3 separate regions of the Homo sapiens genome follow, and all the other regions are linked to region 2. The links are chromatin contacts, found by Hi-C or POLR2A ChIA-PET in ENCODE. All regions are on one chromosome and are shown on one strand. Each heading gives the region's core, a stretch centred on a gene start or an enhancer-like site at or near the end of the contact. The rest is flanking DNA. Distances are from core to core; before and after follow the strand shown. Region 1 overlaps JADE2 (jade family PHD finger 2). Region 2 holds the start of VDAC1 (voltage dependent anion channel 1). Region 3 holds the start of DDX46 (DEAD-box helicase 46).

Region 1 (4,034 bases), core at 166-2,665, 540 kb after region 2:
GGTTGTTCCCTGGAAGCTTCTTTGAGTATTTTTGAGGGGGTGGGGAGTGGAAGCTGTGGCTAGGTTGAAGGAGAGGGAGGGAGGCTCTCCAGCCTGGTTCAAAGATCTAAGCAACGTCAGGGAGTGTGGGTGGGGGCAGTCCACCACTCCATGTCCTTCCCACAGGGGCTGGGGAATTAACAAATTTTTGCCCCACCCCGGACTTGCCGGAGGTGTGAAGGACAGTTCTGGGAGAGACCTGGAGGCCAGCCGCATGTTTTGGAGGGCTACTGTTTGAGGTAGTGTCCTCCTCTGGCCTGGGCAGAGACACAGGCGGAAGGGCAGGCCAAGCGGTGGGGGTTTCCCCAAGCAGGCTGTCTTGAGGTAGAAAGCTGCATTTTCAGGAAGTCAGAGTCCCCAGAAGTCAGCCAGTGGGCAGAGGCCTGGGTCTCTGGACCGGGAGCTGCTGATGCTGATCAAAATCAGCAAGTGCTTAAGAGTACCTAGTGGGCCTAGCTCAGTGCTGGGGACAGAAAGCACAGGCCCTGTCCCTGGGGAGCTTGTCCTTTGTCAGCAGGATGCAGGTGCTACACAGGAAGGTGTCTGTTATGGGAGGTGCAGCCTGGCTTTGCCAAAACACCCAGGCTTTGCCCGAGGACATCTGTGACCCCAGGCGAGTGAGCCTCAGAGCCCTTATCATAGAGTTCTGCCCTGGGTCCTCCCAGGGAGTTGATGATCTGTAGATGTGACTCCTTCCCGAGACTCATGGAGCCCTGGGGGGTGAAGGGAACCCCAGAGGTGAGTGGGGCAGGAGGTGGGGAGTGTCGGGTAAAGCAGGCCACCCTGAGCTGGAAGCCTGGATGGTGGGAGTGGGGATTCAGCTGTCAGCTCCTCTATAGGCTGTGGTGACAAATTAGTACATCCCTAGTTGCATGTACCACTGAGGCCCTTCACCAATGTGTAGCACTTAGTCCCTGGGGAAGGGGCCTGAGAGAAGCCTCTGCTGCCAGCAAGAGGGTGTCCCCCAGACCCAGTGTCCTTGAAAGTCCCTCTATATGGAGTGCCACCCCCCACTCCCCCAAAAAACACAGCGAGTGGAGATGCAGCTTCTTAGCTCAACCCATGCTTTTAAAAATGGAATCCTCCTTCTACCCTGGGTGAAGGGTAAAGACAGGGGTGGCCAGATTGTGTTGGGGCTCCAAACCACAGGATAAATAAGATGCCTTCTGAGGAGCAGAGGTGTTATCCAGATGTTTGAAATGCCATTTTATAGTAGAACAATGAAGGCGTATGGTACAGTAAAATGCAAAATGCCCATAATTTGATAGATAAAACAGGAGAATCCAAAAAAAGGTTTTGTGCTTGCCCTTGTGGTTTTGAGCCAAGTTTCCAGCCCACCAGCAGTTCCTTTGCTACCCTGTGAGGCAGGCGGGTTGGGGCGAGCCCTTCCGCTAGGCTAAGTGCCTGCTTTCTGAGACTCACACTGCCTTTCTCTGGGGTGGGGGGCAGGATCCACTTCTATAGTTGGAAACGTTGCTGCTCCGCCAGCTGGAAGGGCCTCCTGGCCTCTGGGACTTGTCTTGCAAAAGAAATGTGTGTAATAAATTCTCTTTAAGAGCAGGAAGTGCTGTTATCCTCATGAAAATAAAAGAAAGAGACGTTGAGTGGGGTTTTTTTTTTTTTAAGTGTCTTACGAACTTAGCCTAGTGGTAGCTTGCAACACAACTGGGCAGGGGGTAGCTATTCTCATAGCCCTTCTTTCGTGTTTTATACTGAATTTTAACTGCATAAGTTTGCTCTTGGCTGGGAAACTCTTTATCAGGTTCCGGCCCAGAAAAGATTTTTTAAAAGAAGAGCCCTCTGTGTCTTGCAAGCAGTATTGCTGTGGTTAAAGGACAGTGGGGACCTCACACAAGTGGTTTCACCTTTCTGAATCTCAGTCTCCACATCTGTAAAATGGGGGTAATATGAATTAGGAGCCACGATATATGTAAAACTTTAACATAATACCTGACATGCCTTAACAGGGCAATTACCTTTCTCTGTTAGCTGTCATTTCTAATGAGATGAGGTGCTCAGAAAACAATTGTGATGAGGTTGGCTCTTTAAGTACAGACCTTCAAACTTTCCTTGAGGGGTGAGGAAGAAGGCACCACTTCCAGCTCTACGTTGGGACTTTTGGTGTAGACAGATGTCCAGGAGAGATTGTCCTGGCCAAAGCCATTTTAATTGGCTTTGGGACAGTGACCAAGACCAGTTTCTCAGTTTCACCTGGAAGAATCCTGCCAGCCTCCTGCCTCTTCTCTCCCTGCTAAGACAGGGCAGGAAAGTTTAGTCATACTTCATACAAATCCTGGGATTCATTCATTCATTCATTCACTGACTCTTTACACAAGCATTTCGTTTTTTGTTTTTTTGTTTGTTTGTTTGTTTGTTTGTTTGTTTTGAGACAGGGTCTCCCTCTGTCACCCAGGCTGGAGTGCAGTGGCATGATCTCAGCTCACTGCAGCCTCTACCTCCTGGGCTCAGGCAGTCCTCCCGCTTGAGCCCCCCAGGTAGTTGGGACTACAGGCAAGCCACCATAACTGGCTAATTTTTGTTCCACAAGCATTTCTTGAGTACCTGCTGTGTGTCAAACACTGTGCCAAAAGCAGGCACAGTGATAAACAGGACATATGCAGTCCCTGTCTTCTTGCAGCTTGACTATTAGAAGAGATGGACATTAAAAATATAATTGCACAAATAGGCTGGGCGTGGTGGCTCACACCTGTAATCCCAGCACTTTGGGAGGCTGAGGTGGGTGGATCACTTGAGGTCAGGAGTTCGATACCAGCCTGGCCAAGATGGTGAAATCCTGTCTCTACTAAAAACATAAAAATTAGCTGGGCGCGGTGGCCGGTGCCTGTAATCCCAGCTACTCAGGAGGCTGAGGCAGGAGAATCGCTGGAACCTGGGAGGCGGAGGTTGCAGTGAGCCGAGATCACACCACTGCACTCCAGCCTGGGTGACAGAACGAGACACCGTCTCAAAAAAAAAAAAATGTGTATATATAATTACACAAGTAATTATATTTTGTAGTGTGGTAACTGCTGGAGCTTTTCTCTTAAGTAACTAAATTTCCTCTTGGTGCCTCTTAGTTTGAAATACTCTGTGATACAGTAGTTCACCCCTTGAGAAAAGGAAGCAGAGAACCAAAGTCCCAGGATGAAGTGTTCAAATCTTAGCTACAAATCTTGAGATTGTATATTAAACCTTGTAGCCTGGTGTCTACTGGCCATGTGGTTAGTGCACAGTGAAAGTTGCCTTTTGTCACTATCTTTATTTGCTCTTGGAGGTCACTCATGCTCTGCTTTCTTGCAGAGTTCTTCCTAGGGAAATAGGTACAGAAAGCTAGACTTTTGAATGGTTGTGATCTGCAGTCTCAGAAAAAGACGTGAAGGCAAGGCCATGTGATGTGTTTCTGGAGAAGCGTCCCTACATCTGGGCAGAGCAGACTCTTTAGCCCCCTCCAGGGCTGCATTGGCACCCCTAGCACTCAGATTGGTGATTCAATTAGAGTTTGAAGCCTTTAAACATTTCTTCATACTGTTTGAAGAAGCTACAATTAACATCTCCTAAGCAGCTCAGCAGAACTTGGTTGCTAGGCAGCAGACCTTTAAAGACAATTTGTCAATTTCTGCCAAAAGAGAGAAAAATAGTAAACATTCACATTCTAAGAAAATTGCTTGTTTTCCAGCTTCCAACTTTCTTGCCACAGCAAGGCTTCTCGTTCATCAGTGTCCATTTTATTCTTTATTTAGTTTTCATAAATCATTCAAAGGAGTTTTAGGAGAACATTTAAGCCTTTTCCAAGCCTGCCTCCTGGAAATTCAACACAAAATGATGTTTAGGTTACAATTGGCTGCCATATTTGTGGGCAGTTTTTATATAAATGCACAGAGGCTCTTTTGGAAGGCATGGAGTACCCAGCTGTAGTCTTGGACAGCAACCAAAGAAGGAGGTGGCTGGCCCATGGAAGGATCTTGAGTCATTCAAGATTTCTCAGCACCTAGCAT
Region 2 (3,894 bases), core at 1,090-3,589:
CTGTTTTCCACAAGTGAGATGTCTGTGTCCCTCAAAAGGATGTCCAGGACCGGGCATGGTGGCTCACGCGTGTAATCCCAGCACTTTGGGAGGCGGAGGCGGGTGGATTGCTTGAGGCCAGGAGTTTGAGATCAGCCTGGCAAACATGGTGAAACCCCGACTCTACTAAAAATACAAAAATTAGCCAGGCGTGGTGGTGTGTGCCTGGGATCCCAGATACTCTGTGAGGCTGAGGTGGGAGGATTGCCTGAACCCAGGAAACAGAAGCTGCCATGAGCCGTTATGGTGCCACCGCGCTCCAGACCTGGCAACAGAGCAAGACCCTGTCTCAAAAAAAAAAAAAGTCCAGGATCAAAGGACTATGGTCTGGGCCTGCAGCCCTTCATATGCCCATTCAATAATTCCACAAATACTCAATAAGCACCTACTATGGGCCATGTACTGGAATAGTAAAACTCTGTCAGTAAAGATGGGTGGATTCTGACACAAGAGTGCATTTACCCCCACAGACCCTTCTCAAGCACCTACTGTGTGCCAGGCAGCACCACCCCAGGCACTGAAGACAAAGTAGCACAGGGCCTCAGTGCCTCAGTCTGACCCTTAGGAGCTGAGTTGGTCCAGAGCTGGGGTGGGCAGAATGAAGGCTGGCCCTCGGTAGTCTGCTCTGGCCTTCTCCTGCCTCAGTGGAGAAGTTTAGGCAACAGAGGAGCCCTTTCCCCTATCTCCCCAGGAGAGGGGAGGCTAGTCAAGGGGACAGGGACCCCGGGCGGAACGGGCTCTAAACCAGGGTCTGCTCCTGCATTCAAGATCTCCACATGCAAACTTACTGCTCCAGCTTGACAATGTCCATTTGTAAACTTACAAGATTTTTCATAAATTAAGCTGAAAGTTACTCAATACCTGGTATACAAATGCTTGTCAATAATAGTGAAAGAATGTTTAAAAACAGGAGCTACATTTATTGAACCCCTTCCACAACGCCACGTGTAGCAAAATGGTCTGCGGGGGATGGGCTGGATTCACCCAAAAAGCCCCAAGGGTGTCAGGGTTTCTACTTAGCCCTTCTCCACACCGGCACTGTTCTAAAGGTTTCATGCTAATTAATTCATTTTATTATTCCCCAAAACTCATCGAAGGAGAGGTACAATTGCTCCCGTCCTATAGATGAGAAAACGAAGGTATGGGGACTTCCCAGCTGTGTGACCTTGTACAAACCACTAAGACTGCGGGCCTCTAATCCAAAGTCAGGCTCCGAAACAGTTTCCAGAATGCACCGCCGCATTTGGCGAATGAATGAACGACCGAACCAGTAATCACTCCTAAGACCAAGAAGGCCACATCCTTCCCCGTGGGGCCTCCTTTTCCGAGGCCAAACCTTCAGCCCAGGCCCGAGCTCCGGCCTCTACCGCCTAAGTCGACTCTCGGCCGGCGCGTTCCGCTCTAGAAGGCTCTGGCACAGGCGGGCGGTGCCGGGCGCCAGCTTCTGCGGGCGTGGGCCGGCCAGGGCGCGTGGGCCTGGGGACTCGGGGCCACGGTCGTCACGTGAGCTCATCCCCGAGGCGGCAGCGTGGCCGGCACCCGCCCGCTGGCCTGGTCCGGCGAGCGTGGGCGGCGAACGGGTCCCCGCCGGATGCACGCTGGTGGGATCCAGGGCCAGAGGGCGCCGCCGGGGAAGGTCACCTAGACGCGCGGCCCGCCGGGCCTCCACGCGGCCGCCCTTGCACTTCCGCCCGCAAGCCCGGGCCGCCTCTCGCCGCCAGCCGCAGGCGTCTCTGGACCCTCGGCCTCGCGCTCCCCAGCCCAGACCTGTTCGGCACCCGCCTGTGCGGCCTTCTCTGCCCGCCCGCTCACCAGCCAGGCCCGCGCCGGCCGCTCGCGATCCCTCCCCGCGGCCGGGCTGCCGGGGCCCCTCGCCCGCTCCTCCCTCAGCGCCTCCCTCTCAGCTCCCCAGGGGCCTGGCCCCCGCCGTCCAGGGCGCAAGGAAGCCGGGGTCCTTTTCCGCTGCGCCTACCTCAGAGGATGTGGCGGCGGGCTCGGAGGCGGCTACGGCGGGGGCTGCGACGCGGAGGCAGGGAGCCGAGCCAGGGAGCGGAGCCGAGCGAGCGGCTGGGCCAAGGGCGGGGCGGCGCGGACGGCGGCGGCGCGGACCCGCCTCCCCTCCTGCGCGCCCGGCCCGGCGCGCTCCGCCCCCAGGCCCCGCCCGGGACAGCGTCCAGGCCGGGCCAGGGTCCCCATCCCGCTAGCGAGCCGCGTTCTTACCCTTCCGGGCCCCGCTGCCCCGGCAGCAGACACAGGAGCCTGCGGGCGTGTTGCGGGCGCGCGGGAGGACCTGCGTGAGTCGGGGCACGGGGAGGCGCCGGACTGACGTGTGCACCGTGTGTGCGTGCGCAGGGACACGCGGGTTCTTGCTGGAAACCTCGGCCCCAGTGGCAGCGCTCGGGAAGGGGGAGGAGGCCTTCCGATTCTCTGAGCTGTGGCCCGGAGGTCCCTGCGCTAATGGAAGACGCGCGGGGCTCCTGGGCCTCCTGCTTGGCCTCCGCGCTGCTAGATCCCCCGGGAGTTGATGTGGCCGGCGCTGGACCCAAGCCTCGCCTGGGTGGACAAAGTGGCCCCCGGCCCCCCATCAAAGCCCGCGTGGGCCCCATCCCCCGAGGGCAGTCCCAGGCCCAGCGCGGACACTGGGCGCCTGGGGCGGCGCAGATACAGAGTAGAGGCGGCGACTGTTGCTCCCGAGCTCCGCGCTCCGGATACAATGTGTCTGGCGCCTCCGACCCGCCCGCGCGGCGTCTAGACAATCTCAGAGAAAACCCCTGTGCGCCGATTTTGCACTACAGATTAGCGATTTTCTCCTGTAGCAAAGCTACTAGCAGCCAATTTCCATGCATTTGAGAGGCAAAAAGACAAAATAAAACAAAACGTGGATTGGGTTTTGCGAGGTCCCTGCTGGGTCTCTCGGCGCGAGGAGATCACGCCGGTTATGGCCGGCCGGCCGACTGAGGGCACCCCGGGTAACCCCCGCGACCAGCCGGGGCGTGTCCTGCGGGACCCAGTTAGTGTGTGTTGAGTGAACGGTCACCTCGCTGCTAGGCCTAAGCGAGTGGTCTCGTTCACCACTGAGTGTCCCCTGTGTTACGCGCGAGGCCCACTCGAAGCAGGTTTCGAGAATTAATTCGTAGATGGACGAAGATTCTACACATCCTTCGCCTTTGATCAACAAACGTCCTGGAAGGCTTGAGGCGTCTAGGGCCCTGTGGAGGAGGTGCCGGGTTACAGAATCAGGACACTCCTCACAGCCAGCTGCGACACTATCTAAAGCAGTGGGCAACTGGGGCTACGGAGGAGGCAATCAGGACTGGCTGCTGGGAAAAGGCGGCAGATTAAAAGTGGCGACTGGAGTTGGAAAAGGTGCTCCAGTGGGATAGGGTGCTGAGGAAGAGGGCAGCTGATACAGAGTGGGAGTGGGGTGCAGACAGGTTACCTAGGCCCTGTGTAGGGGCTGGGGGAGGGGTGACTGGGAATGTAAGGAAGAGCCCCCTTCAAGATCCTGAGGAGTGTAGGACGGATTCTATGACCCTCCCAGGCGCACGAGTTGCCTGGGAACTCTGGGCTTCCCAGCCTGGTGGTCCCCACCCCGCACACTGAGACTGGTGGGCAGGGGGAGGACAAGAACTCAGGGAGGCCGGGCGGGACAAGGCGGGGCTCCAGGAACCCCACAGGGCTAGGAACAGATGCCGGTGCAACCCAGTTTTGAGGCTGGGAGCAAATGTCGAAGGGCTTCCTCCCCTCCAGCGCCACCTCTCAACTCCGCTTTAAAGAACCAATCTGGGCCGGGTGCAGTGGCTCAAGCCTGTAATCCTAGTACTTTGGGAGGCCGAGACAGGCAGATCACTTGAG
Region 3 (3,906 bases), core at 45-2,544, 750 kb after region 2:
CTCAAAAAAAAAAAACAAAAAAAATTCAACATTTCTGTGTGTGTTGCATGAGACAATACATATACATTTTTTTGGTGCCCAAACTCTCGAATAATGTTCTCAATCTTGACTGTACTTCAGAATTACCTGGGAAGCTTAAAAATTCCCAGTGCACAAGAAGCACTCCAGGCCAATTAAATCAGAACATAGGGGTGGAACCCAGGCTTCTATTTTATTTACTAATATTTTAGAGATGAGATTTCTCTGTGCTACCCAGGCTGGAGTCATCATAGCTCACTGCAGCCTCAAACTCCTGGGCTCAAGTAATCTTCTTGCCTCAGCCTCCCTGGCTCAAATGATCCTCTCACCTCAGCCTCCCAAGTAGCTAGAACCACAGGCGTGCCAGCACACCTGGCTAATTATTTTGCTTATTTTTTGTAGAGGGTCTCGCTATGTTGCCCAGGTAGGTCTTGAATTCCTGGGCTCAAGCCATCCTCCTGCCTCGGCCTCCCAAAGTGCTGGGATTATAGGCATGAGCCACCATGGCTGGCCCTTTTTTTGTTTTTTTGTTTTATTTTTAAGCTTCCCAGTGCAAGCAATGTTGAGAACTAATCTTTTGCCAAAGTATTTTTAGCTCTTTGTTCTCTACTAGGTTAACACCTACCGGGTCTTCAAATCTCACCTCAGAGTTCACTTCCAAGGGAAACGTGTTTTCTGAATCCGTCTCCAATGGTGGACTCTCCTTGCTGTATTACTTCTGCTTGTGTTTTTAGTCAAGTCTATTATTATTACTATTTTCTTTGCAGAGACGAGGGCTACGTTGCCCAGGTCTTGAATTCCTGGGCTCAATAGATCCTCCCGCCTCAGCCTCCCAAAGTGCTGGGATTTCAGGCGTGAGCCACTGTGCTGGCTTTAGTCATCTGTTTCCCGGATAGACTGTGAGCTCCCCAGGATCTAGCACAAGCCTGGCATATGACAACATAAATAAATGAGTGAATGTATACATGAATAAAGAGCGTGTACGGAGAAAGTTGCCGCATTATTTAGCGCAAATTAAGGCAGACATCAGCCTGCCCAGGACGCCTCTTTGGCTCTGGCGCGAAACACCCTCACGGGCCGGCGAGGCTGACGCGCTGCGCTCCATCGCACTAATCAGCCGGGCGTGGTGCGGGCGCCGGGAAGACTGGGCGGGGCGAAGGCATCACCTTTCGATGGGGCCGGCGCTGTGCGTCCTCCAGTCGAGGTGGGGCGCTGTGGAAGAGCGGCAGCTTCCGGTCGGCTTTTCTCTTCCTTCGGCTGCCGGCGCCAGCACGTCCTGTTTTCGTTGGCCGCGCTGGGATGGCCGCCACAGCTGTAGGTGCTGCTAGTGTTTAGCGCTGGTCTTTGCCGGGCGTTGAGGGCAGCTCAGCCTCCTTGTTTGTCCGGTTCGCCTGTGCGTGGTACTCAAGGGCACCAGTATTCCCGCGGTCGGCAGCATGGGTCGGGAGTCACGGTGAGGCAGAGCGCCGAGCGGGCTAGCGGGCGAGCGGCTTCTTGGGGTCGTGAGAAGAGGCGGGAGTTGAGGTGGCCGCCGGGCCAGGCCTGGCGCGGCCCCACGTGCGGTCAGCGCTGCCCCGCGAGCATTGGAAGGGCTGGGGGACCTCGGCTGAGGGAATGGTTGTGTTTGGGCCAGCGACGGCTTCCCCTGCACTACCATCAGAGGGTTCGAGCCCCTGGAGCGGGAACAACCCTCCAGGACGTTAGTGATTGGGCACCACATCCCGCCACTTCAAGGGAGCCTGCCCTGATTACTTCAGTCAGAAGTGATCCCAGTTGGATTGCTTATTGCTTCGCGTTTCCAACATTTCCTCGACTCCTGTCATTCTGTATTTTAGTTCTTTGTGCGCGTATGATCTTTTCCCAAGTTACTTGAAAGGAGCGTGTGGGCAGACATTTTTACCGCATCGACAGCACTATACACGACTAGGCTTTTACTGGGCTACAATAAATACTTGTTGCGTGGGCATTTACTTCGCAAATAGATTTCGTATTTAAGCAGGTAACTTTGTTACCTGCTTTTCTGTCCTTTTGAAGTTGTGGACTATGAGCTCTTATTAGAACTCATTAGATCTCATCACAACTTTAGATTGTTGATAGATTGTTAGGAACCTTGAGATTTTTATGTTAAAAATGACTATTTGCTATGTATTTAGCAATGACTGAAAGATATTTTATGTCTAGGAACAATGAAGGCTTTTGTTGTTAGTGCTAACAGTTCTTTGTTGAGGTACAATTAACAATCAGGGAAATGGACAAAACGTAAGGGTAAAGCTTGATGAAATTTAGCAAATATATAAACCGTGTAATCATCACCTGGATGAAGATAAAAAATATTTCTTTAACTACAGAAAATTCCTGTGACGGTGTTTTAAATCTCCGGAAGGCTGTCCAGACCAGAAATCTGAAAGTGATATTTATTTGACTCATTCTTCTCTCTCACTACCCACAGCCTGTTAGATTCTACATCCTTTGCCCATTCTGGTTGTCCCTGACTTAATTGAGGCCCTAATTATTTATTGTCCAGACTACTACATCTGTTTTAAATTGATTCTCTGAATTGATTGTCTTCCTCTGTTGCTCTCCTAATTGTTAGATCCCTTACACTACAGCCAGAGTGACACTTCTGAAGTAGAGATAAGATGATGGCATGCCCCTGACTTAGTCTCCATTGGTTTCTACTGCTTCCAAGATGAAATTTAAACTCTATGACAGCCTTCAAGGCCCTTCACAAGAAGGTCCATTCTAGCCCGTCAGCCTTCTCCTTTACCTCTCTGGTGTGCATGGCCTGTGCTCTAGGTTTGTTCAGGGAATCATGAAAGGCTTAGAGGTGGGAAGGCGCAAGGTGTTAGAGAAATAGCTAAAAAGCCCAATTTTTCTGCATATGTAGGTTTCATGAAGGGATTTTATCTTTTTTGAGAAGTAGTAGGAGGTAGGTCCTGAATAGGACTTGGGCCCAGAAAGCGGGTGGATTGTAGATTTTGAAGATCAGAATTTGTTTGTGAACCTTTGAAGATTTTGAGTAAAAAGTGTGTAATAGAATCAGAATTCTCCTTAGCAGCAATGAGTAAGATTTAATGGAAAAGTAATAGAAACAGGAAGACTACAGTCTTTAAGAATCTCCTAGGTAGATATGTCTGATATAGAATAGTGACGGTTGGAACTCTGTGGAGGTGATATAATGTGAAGGGAATTACAGAGGTGAAATTGGTATTACTTGGTTGTTTTTTTGTTTTTGTTTTTGTTTTTGAGACAGAGTCTCGCTCTTTCGCCAGGCTGGAGTGCAGTGGTGGGATCTCGGCTCACTGCAAGCTCCGCCTCCAGGGTTCACGCCATTCTCCTGCCTCAGCCTCCCGAGTAGCTGGAACTACAGGCGCCTGCCACCGCGTCAGGCTAATTTTTGTATTTTTTAGTAGAGACGGGGTTTCACCGTGTTAGCCAGGGTGGTCTCGATCTCCTGACCTTGTGATCCACCCGCCTCGGCCTCCCAAAGTTCTGGGATTACAGGCGTGAGCCACCGCACCCGGCCTGTTTTTTTGTTTTTGAGACAGGGACTTGCTCTGTCTCCCAGGCTGGAGTGCATTGAAACAATCTTGGCTCACTGCAACCTATGCTTCCCAGGTTCAAGAGATCCTCCCACCTCAGCCTCCCGAATAGCTGGGACTGCAAGCGTGTGCCACCACGCTTTGCTAATTTTTGTATTTTTTGTAGAGACAGGGTTTCACCATGTTGCCCAGGCTGGTCTCAACTCCTGAGGTCAAGCTCTCTGCCCACCTTGGCCTGCCAAAATGCTGGGATTACAGGCATGAGCCGCTGTGCCCAGCCAATTGGTGTTTTATTTATTGTATCGAATGAGAGCAAGAGAAAAATATTGATGATGACTAATGTTTT

What was found. Hi-C counts contacts between places; a loop is a spot of excess contacts on that map. ChIA-PET counts read pairs that join two places held with the same protein, here RNA polymerase II (POLR2A). Pooled maps may share reads with other maps.
Region 1: a map of OCI-LY7 shows a loop between it and region 2 (24-fold over the local background). The contact joins the enhancer-like site here to the promoter of VDAC1 in region 2. A Hi-C loop is called at or near these places in 1 of 168 maps with a recorded cell type or tissue (OCI-LY7), 2 of 37 single-sample maps with no recorded cell type and 4 of 50 pooled maps. POLR2A ChIA-PET finds 5 or more read pairs at or near these places in 3 of 52 experiments (B cell, activated CD4-positive, alpha-beta T cell and naive thymus-derived CD4-positive, alpha-beta T cell).
Region 3: a loop to region 2 is called in a map of CD8-positive, alpha-beta T cell, with 4 times the contacts of the local background. The contact joins the promoter of DDX46 here to the promoter of VDAC1 in region 2. A Hi-C loop is called at or near these places in 1 of 168 maps with a recorded cell type or tissue (CD8-positive, alpha-beta T cell), 1 of 37 single-sample maps with no recorded cell type and 10 of 50 pooled maps. POLR2A ChIA-PET finds 5 or more read pairs at or near these places in 1 of 52 experiments (WTC11).

The regions. Positions count from the first base shown.
Region 1 is chr5:134,543,762-134,547,795 of GRCh38, forward strand. The region is part of intron 3 of JADE2 (jade family PHD finger 2); the gene reads left to right. Among named protein-coding and RNA genes, the nearest start is that of JADE2, 20 kb to the left of the region's middle. RefSeq lists enhancers at 40-269, 370-639, 700-799, 1,060-1,399. Within about 2 kb of position 1,416, at least 20 of the 41 ENCODE cell types and tissues checked have a DNase peak (open chromatin) inside an H3K27ac peak, as active enhancers do; they include B cell and OCI-LY7, where a contact is called at or near this core.
Region 2 is chr5:134,002,636-134,006,529 of GRCh38, forward strand. It overlaps VDAC1 (voltage dependent anion channel 1), which reads right to left and starts at 2,340. Exons shown (of 9, transcript NM_003374.3): 1 at 2,260-2,340. RefSeq lists enhancers at 1,064-1,113, 1,124-1,173, 2,824-2,943, 3,014-3,073, 3,114-3,183 and silencers at 1,404-2,443, 2,504-2,563, 2,604-2,653.
Region 3 is chr5:134,757,485-134,761,390 of GRCh38, forward strand. It overlaps DDX46 (DEAD-box helicase 46), which reads left to right and starts at 1,295. Exons shown (of 23, transcript NM_001300860.2): 1 at 1,295-1,471. The coding sequence starts at 1,455. RefSeq lists an enhancer at 1,070-1,559.